Regions from separate parts of the Homo sapiens genome. Here region 2 is linked to region 1. The links are chromatin loops, found by intact Hi-C in ENCODE. Cell type or tissue: PC-3. All regions are shown on one strand. Region 1 overlaps TSG101 (tumor susceptibility 101). Region 2 holds the start of LDHC (lactate dehydrogenase C).

Evidence for each region. Hi-C counts contacts between places; a loop is a spot of excess contacts. Peaks named below come from ENCODE experiments on the same cell type or tissue, not always from the same donor. Only the 100,000 strongest peaks of a DNase experiment are listed, where the experiment ranks them.
Region 2: a loop joins it to region 1, with 2.7 times the contacts of the local background. A loop is called at or near these places in 11 of 110 quality-filtered maps.

Annotation. Positions count from the first base shown.
Region 1 is chr11:18,490,281-18,498,280 of GRCh38, forward strand. All of the region lies in intron 7 of TSG101 (tumor susceptibility 101), which reads right to left. It also overlaps the pseudogene YWHABP2. Among named protein-coding and RNA genes, the nearest start is that of TSG101, 33 kb to the right of the region's middle. In PC-3, no CTCF peak of the experiment used is centred here; a DNase peak (open chromatin) is centred at 3,241; H3K4me3 peaks cover 1,505 bases; H3K27ac peaks cover 3,524 bases.
Region 2 is chr11:18,407,087-18,415,086 of GRCh38, forward strand. It overlaps LDHA (lactate dehydrogenase A), which reads left to right. Exons shown (of 8, transcript NM_005566.4): 8 at 31-1,339. The coding sequence ends at 195. LDHC (lactate dehydrogenase C) reads left to right here and starts at 5,232. Exons shown (of 8, transcript NM_017448.5): 1 at 5,232-5,322; 2 at 5,623-5,757. The coding sequence starts at 5,632. In PC-3, CTCF peaks have their summits at 3,472 and 3,685; DNase peaks (open chromatin) are centred at 515 and 3,455; H3K27ac peaks cover 2,192 bases.

The sequences.
Region 1 (8,000 bases):
TGTCCACAGAGTAACACTGTCCCAAGTAATTGCATGATCAGAGTGCTGTCTTTATAAGACTCTTCATTCAGTGTATCCAATTCAGTAATTGCTTCATCAAATACTGTTTTTGCCAGGCTGCAGGCCTTTTCAGTAGAGTTTAGAATCTCATAGTAAAAGACTGAGAAATTAAGTGCCAGACCAAGTCAAACTGGATGTGTAGGCTGCATTTCTTCTTTCTTACTAATTTCAAATGCTTCCTGGTAAGCCTGCTGGGAATTCCACACAGTGGTTTGTTTGTTGTCTCCAGATGCCACTTCAGAAAAATACCTAAAATAATCTCCTTTCATTTTCAAATAGAAAATGGTTGTATAGAATTGAGAACAAGATATTTGTCCAACAGCTCCAGAACGTCATTGCAGATGTCCTGCAGTTCTGCCTCTATCTTCTCATGCTACTCTCTCCCCATCTGCTGCTGTTTCTCATTCCTCTGTTTTCTGCTCAATGCTGGAGAAGACATGCCAGGAAAGCAGCGGGCACCAACCATGTTCTTGTAGGCAACAGAGAGCAGATTTCTCTCTTCGTTGGAGTATTCATGCCTCGTTCTGTGACTGCCTTCGTGACTACAGCCATATCATCATAGCGCTCAGCCTGCTCAGTGAGTTGGCTTTCTGTACCAGCTCACTTTTATCCAGTCGTTCCCGTGGGAGGGCTGCAGGGGACGAGGATGCTTCTGAGCAAAGCTCCAAGTGAGGTGACCACTTCTTTCCCAAGCCCACTCCTCTGGCAGCGGTGGCGGTGCCTGCCGTGGCTGCAGCGACGGTAGCAGCAGCTCCTGTATTCGGATATTTTTAAAGTTCAAGCAAAATAAGGCAAAATGCCTTACAGCTTGGTTCTGTGTAGTAAAGAATTAACTTTACCCAGAGAGGCCACGCCTTTGCCCTTGGCTCCTGGAGGTGATGTCTAAGCCCTCAGAACTTCCTGACTAATTAGAGTGTTCTTTATCTACACCAGACAGTCTAACAGTGTGATTTATGGGGGGGTCTGGGCCATGCAGTGATAGGTAACAGCTCAACCTCTGGAGGAGCTGGAGACTAAAGGTCAGCCTCACAGGCAGTCAATGGTGTCTATATGACCAAGTCCTGATAAAAACTCTAGACCCAAGGCTCAGGTGAGCTACCTTGGTGGGTAATACTCCATGCATAATGATACATACTGTTACTGGGAAAAGTCAGCACTGCCTATGACTCCACTGGGAGAAGACAACTAGAAGCTTTGCACTTGAAACTTTCTGGGTTGCCCACGTGTCTTTCCTCAGCCTATTTTAATCTGTATCTTTTGCCATAAGTCATAACTGTGAGTATAATAGCTTTCAGTGAGCTTTTAAAGTCCTTCTAGATAATTATAGAACTTTAGGGTGGCCTTGGGAAACCATGAACTTGCAATGAGTGTCAGAAGTGCAGGTGGTTTTGTGAACTTCCAAACTTTACAGGTCCTTAACTAAAGAGTATTTTCTTACCTAATCAAGAACTTGCTCTTCATGGCAATTTGTAGAATAAGTCGGTCTACTTCAAATGAGGCCATATAAAAAGGCAACACATCTTTCCACACTCACTGAACATACAGATTAAAATACGTCAGAGAGTGAGCTCTCTTTCACAGACTTAATATGAATTAAAGTCTTAGCTGTTCAGTCATCTGGACAGAATTTAGACCGAATAAAAATCTCTAATTTCTTATACTGTACTTAAAAAGTCCTTTAAAGAAAGTGAAAAAGAGCCAATTTCTACAAGAGTTTGGTTTAGAATTTCATATCCAAAGGATGATTCATGATATGATGACTATTGAAGATTTCATTAAGTCCCCAGTTTATAGTAAGGCTGCATTAGCAAAAGGAATTTTAAAACCTTTCTAGAAGAACCTGTCTTATAATCTATATGAAATATTATGATGGTTCTTGTGAGACAGGAAGGAAAATCCTTCTCCCATAGATTACGTACCTAAATGATATGTCTATAATTAAGCATTCAATCACATGCAACAGTGGTGGTATTCCATTCATTGGCACAGAAGTTATCAGAACTAATGAAAACTTAAGAGTCTTTTTATAGTTAGTGAATTTTTCACACATAAACACATCAACATACTTTGTTAAAGCTATTATATCTGGTCTAATGGGTCAAATTATACTGATGCTAAATTTTTAAATCCTTATTTTTAAAAACACACATTTAAATCCTGGAATTTACATTCTGTTTCTCTTTATAGAATATGTTCAGGCAAATGCTACCATAATACCACCAAATAAGTCCTTGCCAAGACTTTCCAGCCAAAGTCATTAACCCTCAAAATAAGAACCAAGCCGAGGCAGCAGTCGCTTGGCCTATAAAGGTCACAGTTCACCTGAGGAAGTTACAAACACCAAGATTAGACCTAGTCTTATCTCTATCACACATAGACTTCACTGTGAAGTATATCTAAACTTTAAAAAATCGAACTACTTTGTAAAAAAAAAAAAAGGAATTATAACTAAGATCTGAAATAAGAAAGTAAAAAAAGAAAAACCCAGAGTTTTTCAAAGAAGTAAAAGAAAAACTCATCAAAGTTCAAAATTCGATGAACCATGCCACTTTAAGATAATGTTTATGCAAACAAATAAGAAAAAAGATTTGGTGGAAGATTCTCATCTACTTTGTGAACACTTACCAAACCAAACTTTCTTCTCAAACATCTTAGAAGAAATTTGAATATTCTCTATACCTGCTATAACAAGAATAAGAAGAGTTTTTGGCAAACTGCCATACCCCAAGTCCCCAACACACTGACCTTTTTACTCAAGCAGAGTCAGATTTCAAAAGTGCCCTTCTACAATTCCAGATTAGCAGTTGAAGAGCTAACAGACTTTGAGTAACAATCTTAAGCAAAACTTCCTTTAAATGTCAGGTAGGATCTGATCTCCAAACTTAATCCTTAGGAAATAAGATATAATTTTTCTAGTATTAGGAAACCAACACTCTACACTCAATGGACCCAAAAATTCATTGAATAATTTATGCAAGTATATTCACAGTGCACTAGTATACACTACCTGATTTAAAGCCACTATTTAAACACTTAAGACACCCGGTTTCATTTATCTCCTAAGAGTATTTACAAACGATCACTACTTCCTGGAACTCAAATGAAGCTATTTTATATTAGAGAAAGAATCCATAAGCCCAAAGTAAACTATAACTCAACGATAATTTTTCTGACCTCACCCTTAATCAGCAAAAGTAAACTACCTGCCCAGCATTTTTACTCCTGGATGTTACTTGCTCAGGCCCACATAATGGTCCTAGGTCTGGCATCTGTGCTACACAGCAAACTATGGAGCCCAAGTAATCCCACACAGTAGCTTACTGACCATCTATTTAGAAACTAGACCGAGAACATATGAGGATTATTTTTCTTTCATAATAAAAAACAAAAAACAGGTCTATCTCTGAAGAAGGAAGAACATTTCAGACAACTGTATGAGCAAAGGAGTTCTGATCTGTGCTATTAAGTGCAAACACTGCAAATCCATTACATGGCTTACAAAAGTCCTTTTTATTTATAGTGTATGAATATGTAAGCTTCTAATACTACTTACAGGCTTTGTGCAGGCTATGGAGCTTTTCTTCCAAAGAAATTAGGGGGCCTCAATTTATCTTTTAAACACTCAGAAAAATGCGCTTTACTTGAGCTCTAGAAAGTTTCTATCAACACAATCAATAAGAAAAAATTTAAAGAAAGCTATCAGCAGGTTTACACTTCTTGAAAATAAACACACACCACAAAAAAAGTTTAAATTCATTTACATAAAAATTAAAGTTTTCAAAAGTGAAGGTAAGTAGGTATAAGTCTTGCTAAAATGAGACAGCAAAATAATAACTACTCCAAAAAAGAAACAGTGTGACAAAATCATTCAGCTATCATAGTAAGTCATAAAAGATGAAAGATGCTACCTGGTAGGCATAAGCACAAAAGCCAATAAATCTGAAGGAGAGTTAAAATTCTATTCTTAAAAAAATGAATCAGAATCAAAGTAATTCCATTAAAATTAACGTTTTGTGAAAAGACTAATTTAAGAATCTATTATGTTAGAGGTATTCTATAGGAATAACGACAGGAAGCCAAATGAATCAGCTTCTCCTACCTTTCCTTTACTAACAAAATAAAAATCATTTGTTAACTTACACAATAGCTTTTTTAAAAGCTTTCAAATCTATCATTATTGCTTTGAATTTCTGTTATCATTATTTCTGTTATCATTATTGCTTTGGCAGAAAAGGATTTAACATTTAGCAGACTAAACTCTCAGCATTTAAATTTCACTCATGACTCACTGACTGTCCAGGATTGGAAGAAAACGCTACTTATCCTGAAGATGAGGCAGTTATTCCCAAAGGAAGTCTGTGAAAGGTGTGGGGAAGAGGCACCCAAACCTGCACACAAGCAAGCGTGCACTAGTAAACCCACATGGGCTGGGTGCCTTGGGTGCCATATCCTGAAAGTACAGTTTCTGTAGGCCAAACACTTAATCTAGGATGGCCAGAGGGAAGAACAGCATTGGATAAGACAGTCAAGAAAAACTTGTCATGTTTACTAGCTTCTGTCCTCAAAGAAATATTAACAGGTAAGCTCTCTTATTTTTCTTCACCTTTTCCTTTCTTTATCTAAATATTCAGTATGGACTAAAGAGTGGAAACTACAGAAACACATCATTCAGCTGCAGCATTTTCAGGGTTTTCCACTCCCACATTTTTAAACAACACTTTAACAAAGGTAAAACTGGTCCCTGAATCTCTGTTAATAGCACCCTTCCAAACTTACTGTTTCTGATCCTTGTTTATTTGATTTTTAGGAACAAAATCTTAAAATGACATTTTTAAAACTCAGAGGTTGAAATATACAGTATTTATGAAGTTTTACCAAGAAAAATTCTGTGGTAGGTATTGGCTTTAACCGGGAATAAACACCTACTCTTCAATTTTACTATTATTAAACTGCAACTACTGAAAGGTCAAACTGTGTATATGTTAAAGGCCTAAAGCCTAGGATTCAGAGCTATAAATCAACTACAATCATCTATATAGCTTTTTAAAATAAGTCAACCTTCAAAAGAGAACTTTCACCACTGCTGAGACTGGAGTAAGGAATCACCAAAGCCTTTTAACTTCCTCTTTTTTTACCAGGGGCAGGGGTGGTGGTTGTGGTAGAGAAACTTCATGGTGGCTCACCTGGTGCCCATCCATACCCACTATTTTTCAGGGATCTTGTATGTGAAACTGATTAAGATAGGTATAGTCAGTTTATGTTTTGCTCCTACAGTAACAGGAAAAAGAATCTTTGTGTTAAGTTTCAATGCATACTACCAGTTAGGTTTTTTTTTTTTTTTTTGCTACATGAATTGGTTTGTTCCTTCATTATTCACCGACTACCACCTCCTCATTCCCCTAGTTAGTTTTCAAAACACTATGTAAACTGAGGTTGAAGATGTCTATAGCACTCTGATAAAAGGACTCTACATAGATCAAGGCTGAGGCAGGAGAATGGCGTGAACCTGGAGGGCGGAGCTTGCAGTGAGCTGAGATTGCATCACTGCACTCCAGCCTGGGCAACAGAGTGAGACTCCGTCTCAAAAAAAAAAAAAAAGTACTCTACAGAGATCAAATAAACCTGGAGATTCTGGCACAAGCACAGCTGACAGTACATCCTCCAAAGGGAGGGGCCAATTAGTCCACTGACATTCCTCACACATAAATTCACAACATATGGAAGTGTCACTGAGTGGAACACCATTCTCTTCTGGGTACCATACTATATACTAATATTTTTGAACATCTGGTAAATTTTAAATCTTTCTTAATTCAGATTACACCATAAAATTAAAATCCAGGCTGGGTGAGGTGGCTTATGCCTGTAATCCCAGCACTTTGGGAGGCCGAGGCAGGTGGATCACCTGAGGTTAGGAGATTGACCAGCCTGGCTAACATACAAAATACAAAAATTAGTGGGTGTGGTGGCACATGCCTATAGTCTCAGCTACTCAGGATGCTGAGGCAGGAGAATCACTTGAACCCAGGAGGCAGAGATTACAGTGAGCCGAGATCATGCCACTGCACTCCAGCCTGGGTGGCAGAGCGAAACTCTGTCTCAAAAATAAAATAAAATAAAATAAAATAAAATAAAATAAAATAAAATAAAATAAAATAAAATAAAATAAATCTACAGAGTGAAACTGCTAAGTTTCAAAAAGAACAAGGGAGCCTAGTGCAGTGACTCACATCTGTAATCCGGGAGGCCAGCACGGGTGGATCACTTGAATCTAGGAGTTCAAGGCCAGCCTGGGCAATACAAAAATTAGCCGGGCATGGTGGTATGTGTCTACAGTCCTAGCTACTCAGGAGGCTGAGGTGGGAGGATCACCTGAGCCCAGGAGATGGAGGTTGCAGTGGGCAGACAGCACTGCTGCACTCCAGCCTGAGCAAGAGAGCAAGATCCTGTATCAAAAAACAAGGATAGCGCCAGGTGTGGTGGCTCAGGCCTGTAATACCAGCACTTTGGTGGGTTGAGGCAGGTGGTGAGGTCAGGAGTTGCAGTTGGAGATCAGCCTGGCCAACATGGTAAAACCCTGTCTCTACTAAAAATATAAAAATTAGCCGGGTGTGGTGGTACGCTCCTCTAATCCCAGCTACTTGGGAGGCTGAGGCAGTAGAACTGCTTGAACCTGAGAGGTGGAGGTTGCAGTGAGCCAAGATCGCGCCACTGCACTCCAGCCTTGGCGACAGAGCGAGTCTGTCTCAAAAACAACAACAACAAAAAAAACAAGGATAAATAACCAAATTCATTCTTTCTCATGGCCTCAGTAACAGAATAACAGCCCAAATCGTGACCATTGATATACTGAGAAAATGTGACTGTGGACTCTAATATCTAAATGATACTTTTATGTTTCTGCTTTCCTTTAAGTCTAAAGTTCAACAGACTACTAAATGTTCAACTAATGAAATATGATGAAAAAAATCAAATCAAGTAGGTAAAGATCAAAGGGTAGAAAAACAATATATATTAAAGGATATCCTAAATTATCATAAAATAATTTGCCTCTAGCCTATATGCCTAAGACAGTACTCTTGAAAATGTAGAGTAAAATATTAGTTGATTTGATTACCCGTTCAAAAATCATAAACATGAGATCTGATTCCACATATACCATTTTCCACACATTTCTATTCTTTGGATATATGGAAATCATCTAAGCTATAAAAAAATGCTTCGTACCTAATGTAATGAAACAAGTTAATATAAAAAAGATCTTTGTAAACTAAGGTTCTCTACAAATCAAAAGGATTATACTATTATTTCAATGAGAAACAGGGTGACAAACAGCACTATTCCTATTTTATTGATAATGCTGAACCAAAATAAGAGAGCTTCACCAGATTTAGTGTGCTTTGCTTATGGATTAAAGACCTTTTATCATTTAGGTTTCTAACTCCAATCATTTCATTATATTGTAGTTACATTAATGACAAATACATTTTAATAAATCAAAACCACACCACTGGAACCTGAATAGTGTGTATCAATGAGAAAAACGGTGGAAATAACCCTTTATGGGGTGGGGGGATGACATTTACATCAGACCTCAGGATGGTTACAAGTTATCAGAAAACATAACAGAAAAATAAACTTCACAAGATTCTATGTTCATTCAGGAACTCAGCAAATCTCTTCAACAGCAAACTTCTATATACCAAGCACTCTTCTGGATGTTGAGTGTGTGGGTGGGGGGTTGGAGGGGGGATTGGTGGTGGTGGCAGCAAATTGGTAAGGATAGGCCTGGCTGATCCATGCACAGAAATAGGCCGTGGACAAATCCTAAGACAGGAGACCAGTAGGAGATGAGGTCAGAAAAGTAATGGGGAAGAGGGCAGGATCATGTAGGGCCTTCTGGGCCCAAGAACTTTGGACTGAACTCTGAGTGAAACAGG
Region 2 (8,000 bases), 83 kb before region 1:
GAGATTTTTTTTTTTTCATTTCATCTTCAGGGTCTTTACGGAATAAAGGATGATGTCTTCCTTAGTGTTCCTTGCATTTTGGGACAGAATGGAATCTCAGACCTTGTGAAGGTGACTCTGACTTCTGAGGAAGAGGCCCGTTTGAAGAAGAGTGCAGATACACTTTGGGGGATCCAAAAGGAGCTGCAATTTTAAAGTCTTCTGATGTCATATCATTTCACTGTCTAGGCTACAACAGGATTCTAGGTGGAGGTTGTGCATGTTGTCCTTTTTATCTGATCTGTGATTAAAGCAGTAATATTTTAAGATGGACTGGGAAAAACATCAACTCCTGAAGTTAGAAATAAGAATGGTTTGTAAAATCCACAGCTATATCCTGATGCTGGATGGTATTAATCTTGTGTAGTCTTCAACTGGTTAGTGTGAAATAGTTCTGCCACCTCTGACGCACCACTGCCAATGCTGTACGTACTGCATTTGCCCCTTGAGCCAGGTGGATGTTTACCGTGTGTTATATAACTTCCTGGCTCCTTCACTGAACATGCCTAGTCCAACATTTTTTCCCAGTGAGTCACATCCTGGGATCCAGTGTATAAATCCAATATCATGTCTTGTGCATAATTCTTCCAAAGGATCTTATTTTGTGAACTATATCAGTAGTGTACATTACCATATAATGTAAAAAGATCTACATACAAACAATGCAACCAACTATCCAAGTGTTATACCAACTAAAACCCCCAATAAACCTTGAACAGTGACTACTTTGGTTAATTCATTATATTAAGATATAAAGTCATAAAGCTGCTAGTTATTATATTAATTTGGAAATATTAGGCTATTCTTGGGCAACCCTGCAACGATTTTTTCTAACAGGGATATTATTGACTAATAGCAGAGGATGTAATAGTCAACTGAGTTGTATTGGTACCACTTCCATTGTAAGTCCCAAAGTATTATATATTTGATAATAATGCTAATCATAATTGGAAAGTAACATTCTATATGTAAATGTAAAATTTATTTGCCAACTGAATATAGGCAATGATAGTGTGTCACTATAGGGAACACAGATTTTTGAGATCTTGTCCTCTGGAAGCTGGTAACAATTAAAAACAATCTTAAGGCAGGGTGCAGTGGCTCATGCCTATAATCCCAGCACTTTGGGAAGCCCAGGTGGGCTGATCACTGGAGGCCAGGAATTGGGGACCAGCCTGGCCAACACAACAAAACCCCATCTGTTAAAAAAACAAAACAAAACCAAAAAAAACAAGTAACCTTGGTGGATGTCTACTCAAGTTTTCTGCACATTTTTCTGAAAATACAACTGTGACCCTTATCCAGGCCTGAAAACCATACTTGTAAAGGTTAACTGAACAACATTATTGTCATTCCCAACTCCAGGATCTTTTTCCAAAGATTCTTTCCTGAGAGCTAGTTAAGGGAAGGAATTATCTTAAAGCCTGGTTGTCCAATCTTTTGCTTTCCCTGAGCCACATTGGAAGAAGAATTGTCTTGGGCCACACATTAAATACACTAACATGTGCCAGCTGTGGTGGCTGACACCTATAATCCCAGCACTTGGGGAGGCTGAGGCGGGTGGATCAGGAGTTCAAGACTAGCATGGCCAACATGGTGAAACCCCATCTGTACTAAAAATCGAAAGATTTGCCAGGTATGGTGGCCTATGCTTGTAATCCCAGCTACTTGGGAAGCTGAGGCACAAGAGGCTGAGGTGAGAGGATCGCTTGAACCGGGGAGGCAGAGATTGAAGTGAGCCAAGATGGCACCACTGCACTCGAGCCTGGGCAACACAGCGAGACTGTCTCAATAAAAATTAAAGAAATTAACACTAATGATAGCTGATGAGCTACAAAAAAGTTCATGATCTGGATACCTGCTGCCACCTAAAGAGTCCTCACATTCAAAGGGTTGGACACAGCTATAAAGCGTATCGTTCTGTGGATTTTTAGTGTATTCACATAGTTGGCAACCATCACCAGTATCTAATCTTAGAATATAGGCTGGGTGCAGTGGCTTCAAATTCCCAGCACTTTAGGAGGCCAAGGTGGGTAGATTGCTTGAGCCCAGGAGTTCCAGACCAGTCTGGGCAACATGGCAAAAGCCTGTCTCTACAAAAAAGAAATTAGCTAGGCGTGGTGGCAGGTGCCTGTAGTCCTAGCTGCACAGGAGGCTCAGGTGGGAGGATCCCTTGAACCCGGGAGATAAAGGTTGCAGTGAGCCAAGATCCCACCACTGTACTCCAGCCTGGGTGACAGAGTGAGACCCTGTTTCAAAAAAAAAAAAAAGAATATTTTAATTAGCACAAAAAGAGGCCTGTACTTAATCCTGTAGCCTTTTGTAAACTTTGAGTCACCTTCAGTCTTTAAAATTTTTAAATTTACATTAATTTTATATTATTTGATACAATAAATTAGTCAATACCAACATGACTGAAAAATAATATTTAAGTGAAATAGACTGATTCTATTAATCTTTCATGAATTTTCAAATGCAATCTTGTAAAGTTTCCTTACTTATGGGCAAAATAAATGTTCCAGGTTCAGTTTGTACCTTCCTGCCCCAGGCAAGGAATAGGCCAACTCTGCAAAGAAACTTGATTTTTTTTTTCCATAGTAACCTTGGGAACTAAATTAAGCAGGCCTTATCCCCATCTCACAGAAGTTGCCAGTTAGTGTAGAAGCAAATGTGATGCTCAGAACATGGTTCTACTTCCTTTTTTTCCCCCACTAAAGCCCATGTTGCCAAAATAAAACTCAGTACTTCAAAGCCATGTTCTTTAAAAATTCTTTAAATTTTTTTTTTATTTTGGCCAGGTGCGGTGGCTCACGCCTGTAATCCCAGCACTTTGGGAGGCTGAGGCGGGTGGATCACAAGGTCAGGAGATTGAAAACATCCTGGCTAACATAGTGAAACTCCATCTCTACTAAAAATACAAAAAATTAGCTGGGCATGGTGGCGGGCGCCTGTAGTCCCAGCTACTCGGGAGGCTGAGGCAGGAGAATGGCGTGAACCCGGGAGGCGGAGCTTGCAGTGAGCCGAGATCGGACCACTGTACTACAGCCTGGGCGAGACTGCGAGACTCTGTCTCAAAAAAAATTATTTTATTTTATTTTGTTTTTATTTTTGGGGGTAGAGATGGGGGTCTCCCTATGTTGCCAGACTGGTCTTGAACTCCTGGGCTGAAGCCTCGGCCTCCCAAAGTGCTGGGATTGCAGGAGTGAGCCACCATGTCTGGCCCAAAAATTCTTTAGTGAGTACCTACTATGCTTTGGTAAATGTTGCAATGTACAAGAATAAATAAAGACAAATTTTGGTTCTAAAGTTACTGCAATCAAGTAAGCAAAATGTTAAGTAAGTTTGGAGTATTTGGGCAGGCATGGATGAAGAGCCAGTTCTAGTCATCTAGCATCAGTTTGGCCACTACCAAGCTGATACCTTCCTTGGCCGCCAGGGGCCTGAGGCAGGTGTAGAGCTTAAATTTCCAGTCCATCCAGGCCAGCAATCTCCCTCTCAGCCCGGGGATAAATGAGGTTGCTGTGGAGGTATAGGACCAAGTGGTTGCTGCTCCTGTCTGCTATAGGAGGCCTCTAGCTTCAGGCTAGTTGCTGGTTGAGAAAAGTGCCATAAGAGAGAGATATACAGGAAATGATGGTAGTTGACATTTGTCAAGGAAAGCCAGAGTATGTATGTGCAAAGCTGAAAATGAGGAATTAACCTTGAGAAGGGCTGGGGAAAGAGCTTTCTTGGTTTAAAGAACAGCAAAAAGTCCTGATCCAAAAAAGCTGTCCAAAGCCTAGTTGGAAGGAAGTGTATTGAGTGTCCTGAGATGATATGGGAAGTGGGGGTAGGAGGCCAAATCTTGAAGATCTAGGTTGTGGTAAAAGTGGGTTACTCTACCTGTAATGGAAAGCCACGGAAGAGTTTAAAGCAGGGTTATTGCATAATCTGAACCATATTGAAAACAAATACTGACTGGGTGCGGTGGTTCACGCCTGTAATCCCAGCACTTTGGGAGGCCGAGGTGGGTGGATCACTTGAGGTCAAGAGTTCGAGACCAGCCTGGCCAGCAAGGTGAAATACAAAAAAATACAAAAAAATTTGCCCGGCGGCTGGGCACGGTGGCTCAGCACGGTGGCTCACGCCTGTAATCCCAACACTTTGGGAGGGCGGATCACTAGGTCAGGAGTTGGAGACCATTCTGACCAACATGGTGAAACCCCATCTCTACTAAAAATACAAAAATTAGCCGGGCGTGGTGGCGCACGCCTGTAGTCCCAGTTACTTGGGAGGCTGAGGCAGGAGAATTGCTTGAACCCAGGCGGCGGAGGTTGCAGTGAACTGAGATTGTGCCACTGCACTCCAGCCTGGGCGACAGAGTGAGACTCTGTCTCAAAAACAACAACAATAACAACACTACAGGCTATTATAAGAAAAATAAATTATATTTTGGATTTTGAAAAAGGTTCAAATGCAAATACTCTACAAAAGATGGAGTAGGTTGTGTCCCCTTCTGTGAGATATATATCTCTCTCACAAAAAAAAAAATATATATGTAAATTTTTTTTGAGATGGAGTTTCTCTCTTGTTGCCCAGTCTGGAGTGCAGTGGCGCGATCTTGGCTCACTGCAACCTCCGCCTCCTGGGTTCAAGCGATTCTCCTGCCTCAGCCTCCCAAGTAGCTGGGACTACAGGCATGCACCACCATGCCCGACTAATTTTATATTTTTAGTAGAGACGGGGTTTCGCCATGTTGGCCAGGCTGTTCTCAAACTCCTGACCTCAGGTGATCCACCTGCCTCGGACTCCCAAAGTGCTGGGATTACAGGTGTGAGCCACCGCGTCCGGCCATGAGTTATAAATATTAACAATTTCTTGCTGTAAATTGAAAGCATCCTTCGCGTCTTTGCGTTTCATTACCACCCTCTGTTCTCTCAAGAGAAATTCTAACTTTATTTCAGCACTCAGTCCTGAAGTTACAGAAGTTAATAATTTTTTAAAATCCTGCAAACAATGCATGGATATCCCCGTCTTGCACACTCTTTGGGCCAGTCTAGAATTCTTCCCATCAGCATTTCGGTGATCTGGACCGCCGCCACCCACACTGCGCTCCAGGGCAGAAAAGACGCCCCATGCCCGCGCCTGGGCCGGCGGGGGGCGGAGCTTGCGTGCTGACGCATAAGAGCCGAGCGGGGGAACGTGCGTGTCTCGAGTCGCACGGAGGGCAACCGTCGACGGGCTTAGCGCCTCAACTGTCGTTGGTGTATTTTTCTGGTGTCACTTCTGTGCCTTCCTTCAAAGGTGGTGCTTTGTCCCTGTGGGTCATCTGTACTGATTGCGCCAAGCAAAGCATTTGTGAGCGTGTGGTGCTGGGGTGAAAGTGGTGGCTGGGGGCAGGGAGAAATCCAAAAGCCCGCTGGTGCCCCAGCCCTCCCATTGCCTGGTAGACTGGGCCTTGCTTTACCCTCCCCGCATCCTTTGACCAGGAAATTCTTTCTTTGGCTTCCCCCCATCCCCGGCTCCAACATTCTGCAAACTGAAGAGGTAGTTTCTTAGATGTTCAGTGTGGTTAATCCAATGAAATTGCATTATCCCTATCAGGTTCTCCAAATGTCAACTGTCAAGGAGCAGCTAATTGAGAAGCTAATTGAGGATGATGAAAACTCCCAGTGTAAAATTACTATTGTTGGAACTGGTGCCGTAGGCATGGCTTGTGCTATTAGTATCTTACTGAAGGTGAGTGAGAAGCCCATCCTGTGGCTGAAAATCAAGTGAGCACTTCAGAGTGTTGTATATGTCGATGTATTCAGGGTTGCAAGGTTAATCCCTTGAAAGCAATTATGTATCCTTTGACCTTTCCTCCCTCCCTCCCTCCCTCCCTTCCTTCCTTCCTTCCTTCCTTTTTCTTTCTCTCTTTCTTTTCCTTTTTTTTTAAACTTCTTCTTTCTTTTCCTTTCTTTTTTTTTCTGACTTTCCTTTTCTTTTTCTTTTTTTGAGACAGGATTTGTCTGTTACCCAGGTTGGAGTGCAGTGGCGCGATCTTGGCCCACTGCAACCTCCACCTCCCGGGATCAAGCGATTCTCCTGCCTCAGCCTCTTGAATAACTGGGGCCACAGGCATGCACCACCAGGCCTGGCTAATTTTTTATATTTTTAGTAGAGATGGGGTTTCTCCATGTTGGCCAGGCTGGTTTCGAACTCCTGACCTCAAGTGATCCGCCTGCCTCGGCCTCCCAGAGTACTGGGATTACAGGCATGAGCCACCACACCTGGCTGCCAATAGGTATTGTTTTTAACCCTTGTGCCCTCCTCCCTCTCTGCTTTTGGAGTCCCCAGTGTTTATTGTTCTCTCTTTTTTTTTTTTTTTTTTTTTTGAGACGGAGTCTCGCTCTGTTGCCAGGCTGGAGTGCAGCGGCAGGATCTCGGCTCCCGGCAACCTTTGCCTCCCGGGTTCAAGCAGTTCTCCTGCCTCAGCCTCCTGAGTAGCTGGGACTACAGGCATGTGCCACCACGCCCAGCTAATTTTTATATTTTTAGTAGAGACGGGGTTTCATCATGTTGGCCAGGATGGCCTTGATTTCTTGACCTCGTGATCCGCCTGCCTCAGCCTCCCAAAGTGCTGGGATTACAGGCATGAGCCACCACGCCTGGCCTTAAGTAGGGACTTTTACTTCTTTCCCTTACTGTTCGCTTTTGGAATCTGGCTATTGAAATCTGAATGAATACACTCCTTGTATATAGTTCCGTACTCTGTCACATGTGACAAAAACCCAGTTTAAATTAGGGTAAGCAGAAAAAGACGAAATATTGTTCATGTAACTGGAAATAGGGCAAAACTGCTTCAGGTACTACCGGATTCTGAAGTTCACACATATCAAGACATAGTCTTTGTATATCTTGGTTTAGATTTTCTCTGTTGGCTTAATTCGTAGAGCCTTTCTATGTGGTGGTAAAGATGGCTGTACAGTTTGTTCTTAGATTCTTGTTTTTTCTCCAACTCTACAGTCCTTACTAATGTTCTTAGATTTGCATGTTATTCTTAGAGCTTATGATTCCAAAGAAAAGTGAGATGTAATCTTCCGTCTTCCATTTTCAAACTTCATAGACATGCTTGTTTCTTATACCTGGGCCATATGTCCACTTATGAACTGATTTCTGTGACCAGAAGGAAAGGATGGAACAATTGGCTAGGTCTGGTTTTATGCCCATCTACCCTAAGCTTGGAAAACCAATGTTAATTGTACTGCACTGAAACATATGGAATGGGTTCCCATGGAAAAGAGAAATTCTATTACCAGAAAAAGGGACACTAGACAGATGAAAACAATAAGTGTTCATCAGAGGTGGTTACCTTCCTGTTTGGGCCATAACGACGCATACTAAAAGCAGCTTTAGCCAACTCAGAAATTAGGGTTAAGGTTAAATATAATAAAATCCTGGCCGGGCGCAGTGGCTCAGGCCTGTAATCCCAGGACTTTGCGAGGCTGAGGTGGGTAGATCACTTGAGGTTAGGAGTTTGAGACCAGCCTGACCAATATGGTGAAACCCCGTCTGTACTAAAAATACAAAAATTAGCCGGACATGGTGGCGGGCGCCTGTAATCCCAGCTACTCGGGAGGCTGAAGCACGAAAATTGCTTGAACCTGGGAGACGGAGGTTGCAGTGCCCGAGATTGTGCCACTGCACTCCAGCCTGGGCGACAGAGTGAGACTTCATCTCAAACAAAACAAAACAAAAAACACAAAAATAAAGGCTAAATATAATAAAAGCCTTTGAAATCATTTTATTTTCCTTGGTTTCAAACTGTTATCTGAATGGCAAAAAAAAACAAAAACAAAAAACACCCAGCTCTAAAAAGTTCTAACAATTATATGAAGTCAAACAATTTTTGCTACATCTTAATATTTACTTACCTTGACTTTCGGTCACCCAGGCTCATTGAAAAACTATTTTTATATCATTTTTCCCTATTAAAATAT